2 separate regions of the Homo sapiens genome follow, and region 1 is linked to region 2. A link is a loop called in an ENCODE intact Hi-C map of the cell type or tissue named here. Cell type or tissue: dorsolateral prefrontal cortex. All regions are shown on one strand. Each heading gives the region's core, and the rest is flanking DNA. Links, peaks and the distances in the headings are about the cores only. Region 1 has its middle 170 kb from the start of LINC00992. Region 2 has its middle 230 kb from the start of LINC00992.

Region 1 (4,402 bases), core at 75-4,074, 60 kb before region 2:
ATAACTATGCAGACTATAAGCTTAAACTTGAAAGGTAAGAGAATAAAAGTGGGACTGAAAGTGACTGCTTTGCAGCCATTGTATTCACCTTTAGCGGGAAGCAAACAAGGAAACTAAGCCACTGGCTAAAAGTTTTATCAACACTAGCACATCCATGTTGGTGTCCCTTATAGGCCTTGTTATTGCACAATCCTGGCAGAAGTGAGAAATGCAACCGCATTAGATGTTTTTCTTTAGTGGATTGCCTCCATGCTATATTCCTATAGAATTTAGCAAATCAAAAATAGCATTTTTCAACAAACCCTTTGTATATCACTTTCCTGCTTCACAAAGATAGCATTGATAAATCGCACCAGTACAGGAGAAAGGGGGGGAGAAGAGGGAATGGGTGGAAACTCTTACAGTTCATATTTAAAAGAAAACTTCTTAGTGTACGTCCTATTTAGGTCATTGTTTTATTTTTTAAAAAATTAACAAGCATGGGGTGGTAGATACCAATTTTTTATCTCATGTAATCTAATTACTGTCTTTCCACAGAAGAAAGAACAGAACTCCTGTAAACAATTTACCCAGGATGAAGCACAGCCATGCAGCAAGAAGGAATCTAAGACTATTTTATATAATAGTGAAAGGAGGTTTGTAGTGAGGTAATAAGTTCATGCCTGTTTCCCAAAAATGTTATTAAAACAGGAAACCCTGTATCATGGTTAACCTACTACTAAGAAGTATTCTGAGCAATAAGAGAGGCTCCTGAATAATGCAGAGTAACTCTTTAGTTAATTTTAGAAGTGAAAAAGAATACTTAGTAAACTGGCCTTGAGTATCCAAATACTCAAGGTACATTTAAAACAGTAGTTTTGCCTTAGAACAGAAAATACCCTTAGACCAGAACCAAAGTAACAGAAAACTCAATTAATCAGGATTTCACACACATACACACACAGAATTTCACTTTTACCAGAAACAAATACATAAAGACATATCTGGCTTAAATAAATCAGAGAAACCAACAAAAATATTACCATAACTTTATGAGTAAGATAGGCAGCAAAGTGTAGTACCACAGTTGAAATCATTTCACTCAGAGCTTGAAGACATTGTTTCAGCCCGCAGCTCTGTCATTAATACATGGGGTGGTTTTGGGTAAATAACTAATTTTAGAACCAGACAACTTTCATCTTTAAAAAATGTGGGAGATCATAAAATCTTCTTGCCACCCAAACAGCATGCTTCTCTAGCCTGGAGCCGAGTCACACTGAGCATGACCCCTACCCAGCATATGTAAAGTAGGCAATTTGTTCTACTTCGCCAGGATAATGTGCTTAAAAATTTATTTCTTTCAAACTGTGATCCTTAAATTACCAGATTGGCTGCACCTGGGAGCTTGCTAAAAATGCAGAATCCTAGGCTCTGTCCCAGAACTACTGAATCAGCATCTAAAACTTGAACAAGATCAGCAGGTGACTTCTGTGCACTGAACAGTTTGAGAAGTGGTGATACATTTGATTGGAGGTCTTACTACATTCCACCCATCACATTAATTTACCTGCATGGCCCAAATAGGCATTCCATTTTTGATATCCTACATCTTTTATTGTGTAAATGTTAAAAGTAGGCTTTGAAATCAATCAGACCTGGGGTAGGAACCTAGCTCTGACATTAAGGCACTGTGTCATTGGCAATTTACATAGCCTGACTGAACTTTTTGTCTAGAAAATGGAATAAAAACCACCTGCCATGGCTAATGTGGGAAATACACTAAATTATTCCTTTAGAAAATGTACATAGAGCCTGGCATATAGGATGTGTTCAGTAAGTAGTAGATGACCATCATCACTATCACCATCATCTTCATCCTCATTATTATGATTGTCATACAATGATAGCCAGAGACAACCTCATCAAATGTGTAACAATTTCCCCATCATTAAATAAATGGTATTTATTTTACTCCTCCAAAGTATTCCTGGTACAGTCTAGAGGAAAAAGTTGTAATATCATTTGGATTCATACCGACAAACCATTCGACTAATGTATTTTTACTCATCTCTCTTGGACACGACGGAGATTTGTAAGTGAGGTGAATACATGACAGCATCTTCTAAAAGAACCCAATTGTTGAAGGATCTATTTAAGAACCAATCAAATGGCTCTTTGTCAAGGGCACGGCAGCAAGTTTGGAAAAAGTGACATCTCAACCAGATTCATCCGAAAAATGGCTTTTGGTCATAAAGGCAAAACTCCAAATTCAGAGAAACCCCCAATAAATTAGTCACTGAAGAAAAATTCCTCTATGAGGAATGATTTCAGCTAGTAATTCTGGAAAGGAAAATGACAATAAGGTTCTTGATACACAGTATGATATCATTAGCTACAGTTAGCTGATATACTGTTGATTACTTCAGTGAAATCATATACAATATCTTTGCCTCCTAAAAGATGTAAATGAAAAACAGGCATGCATTTTCAAAGAATTCATTCAACTCTACCTATTGAGGCTGCTTTAGAGAAATTAGTTTGCTCATGAGAATTCAAAGGTAAATGAGCCATATAAAGCAGGCATCTCTGTTTCAGATTTTAGAACGTGATGGAGATCACAGGATGTCATTCCAGACACTAATGCCCATGAATGTCCATATTAATTAAATGTCATTTTAAAATTAATCATGATCAGTGCCCTAGCTCATCCTTCTCATGTGACACACCATTGGCTTGTTTCACAGAAGACCCTGTGTTACATCTGCTATTGCCATTTGCAATCCTAACCAATTGTGAACCAGCTATGAGAAGCTCATAAATACTTCACAATCAGACTCTGCAAACACAGGAGGCTCCAGGCTGGGTGGGAGTAAGTCTTAAAGATCAACAAATCAATCAATTCAATGCTCTGAAGTTGCCCAAACCCTTCCTATTAAGCCTCAGGCAAACAGCAGCTCAGGAAAGAAAGAAAACTAAAGGGAGGGATCAGAGACAATACATATCAACCAAGAGTGAAGAGGCTGAGGCAGCTAAAATGCCTGCCCCTGCTGCAGACAGTCCAGGTCTGAAACCCCTAACTAACAATGGGAAACTCTGGATTCTCTTTGATGGCAAATGTTTCTGGTTCTTACTATGCTTTGTGCCTTCTGAATGCCTGCTGTTGCACACTAGAGGAAAATCCTTTCTCAAATCCACAAATATATCAGTCCAAAATCTAGAAAAGTTTCCTCATCCTTTCTGTATTTTATCTTGAGTATAAATTCCTCAGGCCATTTTTTCCTCCTTAATTCATGTTACCTTAGAATCTGAGTCCATTGAACATAAAACACTCTTTTCTACATTCACCCTACTACATGAAGACCATTAATGAAAAAGTTATTATGCCAATTCCTCTTTCTTTAAGTAAGAGCCTCACACACCTGAACAATCATAATGGCCCTTTATTTCATATGGTGCAGACATTGCAAATATAACTTAATAGAAACCATTTAAGTTCAAGGGTACAGTGCTTCAGTTATGAAAGGAGACCACCCTTATAGAGGTCCTTTTTACACTCCAATGGCTTCTTTGTAAAAATTATATAATAGGATAAAAGTTGGATTGAAAGGGAGGATCAGTGTTGGGGGAGGAGTGGGAGGAAGTACAGCAGGACTTTTCAGTTTATAACAATCAAAATACTACCAAATACAAAATTATCTCATTTTCTTCCAGATCCTGTGAATAGCTTTTCTATAGAAAGCTCCCAATGGTCTGCAGATTCTAGTCCCTTATAGGTGGCAAGGTTTAGAAAAGAATGCACAAAATAATGGAATTCATATGCCAAGCAGCTGTTGTCACAGCAGTTTTGCAAACTGACTCCTCCCCATCTCCTTCTTCATTCTCTCCAGTATGCCTTCTCAGTTCTTTCTTGCAGTGCCTTGCTTCCCTCCCTACAAAGCCCAGACACAACACAGCTCCTTGAGTCTGCCCCGTTCACCCGCATCAAGCCCCCTCTCTGAAATAAGTCTTTGAAATATTTTGAGGTGAGGAAAAAGCTGGAAGGGTAACTTAAAGAGCATATCTTAAGACAATTTCCTTTCTCTAAATATAATTGTTATGACTACACTCTGTTTCTCATACTTTTATTGCTCTAAAATGGAATGAAACACAAGCTTTAAACAGCACAGTCATTATAAGACCTTTTGCCAGCCGCACTACAGTTTCCATTTTCATCAGCTTGGCAATCTTTAGTTTTTTTACATTGATTTATTTCACTTACATTTTCTTAGGTATTTTTTTTCTCTTCTCTCTTTCCCTCCACTTTTCCTCCACCTCCTGTCCCCCACCTTTCTCCTCCTCCTTGTCTTCTTGCCAATTCTAATACAGTTCTTCATCTTTGACAGTTTGCACAGTGCTTGCTATACCACTTGTTTTCTGAATTATG
Region 2 (4,402 bases), core at 154-4,153:
GTGGTATTTATTTTTCTCTACTTGTCCAGTTGAATTGCTGTAATATGCCCCAGAGGGCACTGTTTCTGTCAAGCTCAGAGAAGCAGCACCAGGAGCACTGTGAGGTGCATCAGTTCTGATGCAGGCGGGTAAGTTCAGGAGCCTGGAGACTTCCAGAGACCTGCAATCCAAAGGAGAGAGCTGAGCACATGTGGAGGGCAATTCTGTTCAAAGGAGCTAAAAAGCTTGAATTAATGGTAGAGGAACCACAGGAGGTGATTGAAAGGCAAAGGTGGCTGTACCACAGAGGGGAAGATTCCTCAGCACCCAACACATTGCTCCTGCTTGGAAGTGAGGAATGTTGTGAGGACATTCCATGACTTACCCTTCCAATAACATGGATATAAACTAAACATTTTTTTCAATAACACTAGAGGAAACCTAAAGAGTAGACTTTTGTTCTGGCTCTTAAAGTACTTGTTCTCATTCTTTTCCAGGTAATCCAAATTATGTACTTATACACTATCAAATATCTGTGTGCTGTTTTCCTCTCCAGGCATGCCTTGTGATTGGGCTAATTATGAACATATACTGACATCCATTTAGAAGAAGTAAAATTACTTTCATCCCCAACACAGAAACATCTTTGCCGACAAGAAACCAAAATAATAACAATAATAATAATGGTAATAAGAAGAAGAAGAAGAAAAAGAAGAAGAAGAAGAAATAAAAAGCTTGAGTTCTCCCTGACTTGCAAGGACAAACAGTACAGAGTGAGGCTGAGCAACTCTGTGTAGAGAGAACCTCCTATAATCAGAGCCAGAAACTCTCCAATGGGAGAATTCAGCACTAGTTTAAAAAAAAAAAAAAAGTTAAAAAAGAGAAAAAAAGAAAAAGAAAAGGTGTAATTACAGGCAGGGGGAAATGTGGACTAAAATACTGCCAAGAGAAGCCTCAAGACTGGTATTCTTTAGGACCTTTCAAGTTGTTCCTTAGCTTTAAGCTGCATGGATCTGTCAAGAGTAGAATGGGGATTTGGCACTTTAGGTGAACAAAATGTCATATACTTTCACATCTGTGTCATTACATGAATAAACTCAGCAGATGGATCCAACTGTCTCTGCAGATACAGCATTTTATGCTTGTCCACACAGGTCTCACTAGCTCAACCCACACTCAGCAGGTTCAAATCTGTGGCATGATAATCAATGTCATGCCAAAATTGTGCTATAGAACTTGTGTTGTATTCTCTCCTTACATTTAATGCCTTCAGATCTCAGCACGTCTGTGAGAGTTTGCATGACTCATGTAAATGTTCTTTCTGATCCCTTAAAGCAAATAGAAGTTTTGAAGGGATGAAATTCTACTAATCTGTACTTCCTCTCTGTAAACTCACTGGCAGGCATTTCATCACTGTATGGATCCTTCCCCAAAAAGAAAGTATTTTCTAACCAAGCACAGCTCTTTAAATGACCATGAAGCAGTCTTTTATTCTGAAATGGAACCAAAATAAACACCTTACTTATTGTTTGCATATTAACATTTCAGACTATTGGTCTTAGCCATCTGCCATAATTGGATGCTAAGCTTTTTCCATTAAAATGTATCTCATCCTCAGATTTTGTTTTGCAAGATCCTGAACTGAGCCATGAAAAGCTTTCTAGGAACAACAATATTCTCTTCTTCCTGTGCAACTTCCACTGTCATGGATAACTAACTGTAAATAACATAAGAGGAAGCTTGCAGCTCATGCCTCCTTTTCTCTGGGACCTAAGATGCATATCTGAAAAAGAGATTAAGATGAGAAGAGGGTGTGAAGTCAAAAGGAAATGACAAAGAGTCTTTACAAACACTTTTTGATTAGAACAAAGTTTCATCTGATTAACCGGGCCCTGAGTCTTTGCTATACAATACAAGATTGCAAAAATGAACAAAACCCTTGTGGGAGCTCAAAAGGAATAAACTAAGCTAAATATATTGCATTTTTCTTTATTATATATATTTATATATTAGCAAGGACATCATAGACATTATTAAGTAGTCAAAGAACCAAGGAGAATAACTTGATACTCTGCTGCTCCCGCCCACAACAGATGAGACAAAAGATGTAGGGAGAGTGAGGAGGATGATTATGGTTTACTTAGAAAGATGTTTTCTGACAACCACAGCCAACTGTCCAACAGTGGAATCAGCACGTTAAATGCACTCGCCATTAGAAAGTTTGAAGATGAGGCAGATGTCCATCATTCAGGAATACCCTTTGAGTAATTGCTTCCATGGGTAAAGACTATTATGAATTCCATAATAATGCGTAGCAGCAGAAGCCTCCCTACATATTCCTTACACCTTAAAAATGACCTCCATTTCACCAATTTAGTACTCACTACCATGACTCAAGTAATAGCCACAAAATTATCTAAACTTATTTACTCAGAACACATATATTCATCAGGAATGTAACATCAGTGAAATTAATTCAATATAATGTCAATAGTTTCATTTATTTAATTGAGGAAAGAACAGCAGCTCATGATACAACCTTCGATGTGGTTCTCTCCATTAGAGAATATAAAAGTATTTTTTCAAAGAAAAACTAGAGAAAACACAGCAGCCTTCCAGTTTGAAAACCAGTGGTAAAGATGTAACACACTTGGAGCACCAGATGTCCCAGTGTGGTCTGGTTAATTGAAAGCCATGGTCCCTACATATACAATCAGCCTCACACATGGCCTGTTAATTCGATTGTCCTGTTGGTTTGCCCATTCATGTTCCTGGAGCGTTTTGTATTTCTTTTTTCTTTGCTCAAATTTGCCTCTCCCCTGGCAATTAAACCAGTTTTTTTTTTTTTTAATCTATCTCAAAGGGCATGCAAATCTGTAGGACCCACAGTAAGTTGGGTCTTCAAATAAAGAAAGAATGGCCTGAAAAAGTTTCAGAATAGTCCATGTGTATGTTTCTTTAATCTGTGAAAGATGGAGCAGACTTGATATATAACTGATAATATCATTGTGTTGAGAATAGAATCTTCCCAATTATAGAAGGTTACATTTCCAGCAACTTCAACACAATCATCTACTAAAAGGAATCTAAGAAGAAATTAAACATATCCAGGCAAACACATATACATGTGTGCATGCACATACACACACACACGCACACAGATCTCTGAGTACCTGAAGTTTTTGTCATGAAGACTCACCAAGAGACCATTCATATGATGTCATGGGTGAAGACTTAGTCTCCCATCTAAATTGTTGAAACTCTTAAATGCAGTCATACATTGCTTAATGATGGGAACACATTCTGATAAATGTGTCATTTGGTTAATTTCATCATTGTGTGAACATCGTAGTGTACTTACACAAATCTAGATGGCTTAGCCTACTACACACCTAGGCTACATGCTATAGCCTATTACTCCTAGACTATAAACCCACGTTTCATGTGACTATGCTGAATACTGCTAGTCAATTGTAACATAATGGTAAATATTCATGTATCTAAACATATCTAAACACAGAAAGGGTATACGACAGTAAAAGTAAAGTATTATAATCTTATGGAACCACTATCATATATATGGTCCATCACTGACCAAAATATTGTTACGTGAGTACATGATCTTAACATGCTGGTTTCCTAGCCCTGAGCAATTTAGAAGAAACAAGCTAGGTAGGGATGGGAGGACAAGAGAGAGATATCTGGAGGCAAGCAGAAAAAGGCCAGCGAGAAGACAACTAACTACTTGATTTAGCTGGAGAAATAAATTAAACAGCATGAGCAGATTATAAAAATACTATGCAGCTCAGAAAAATTGGGAATGTTCAATAATATTACAATAATTTGTTTGACAAAAATGACATTACTGAGCTAGCAAAACAACATTTTATTCTTTTCACTTGCCCCCTAGCAACACTACCTTTTGAAACAATGGCATCAGTTGTTTCAAGGGGCAGCAGTACTCAGCCAAGTTCAGAAGAGTCATTGCTTGGTTTGAAGCTCCAAAATGATTTTTTTTTAGCCCTATGTGAAGCATCAAGTTAAGTCAAGTATTTTTTTTATTTGCTGGAATTGGGCTTTTTTGAAAGAGAAAGTGATTTTCTTAAAAATACAAGGATAGATTTTTTTGAAAATATGGTGTCATGCCATGGGGGATGAAGATCACAGAATTTCTACTGTGAGTCATAGAATAAGGAAGAAGAAAGATGTGCTATGAGAATAGTTAAAAAAAAAAAAAAATGAAAAAGCCTTTCCGGTGCTGGCAGAAGCTGGACAAAGGTAAGAGAAGGGCAAAGTGTTTGATGTGCGTGATGTTGTCTGACTCTTGTCTTTCACCAAACTCAGGGCTAAGGGATTAAGGGATATCCTAAAAACACCCAGATTGGTTTGGGAAAATCTAAAAACATCGTGTGCTGGGACCTTG

What was found. A loop is a pair of places that touch in the nucleus more often than their neighbours do. Peaks named below come from ENCODE experiments on the same cell type or tissue, not always from the same donor. Only the 100,000 strongest peaks of a DNase experiment are listed, where the experiment ranks them.
Region 1: a loop joins it to region 2, with 2.3 times the contacts of the local background. A loop is called at or near these places in 3 of 110 quality-filtered maps.

The regions. Positions count from the first base shown.
Region 1 is chr5:117,245,085-117,249,486 of GRCh38, reverse strand. No RefSeq gene overlaps it. Among named protein-coding and RNA genes, the nearest start is that of LINC00992, 170 kb to the left of the region's middle. In dorsolateral prefrontal cortex, for the core only: no CTCF peak of the experiment used is centred there; no DNase peak of the experiment used is centred there; H3K4me3 peaks cover 223 bases; H3K27ac peaks cover 3,061 bases.
Region 2 is chr5:117,185,246-117,189,647 of GRCh38, reverse strand. No RefSeq gene overlaps it. Among named protein-coding and RNA genes, the nearest start is that of LINC00992, 230 kb to the left of the region's middle. RefSeq lists an enhancer at 1-417. In dorsolateral prefrontal cortex, for the core only: no CTCF peak of the experiment used is centred there; no DNase peak of the experiment used is centred there.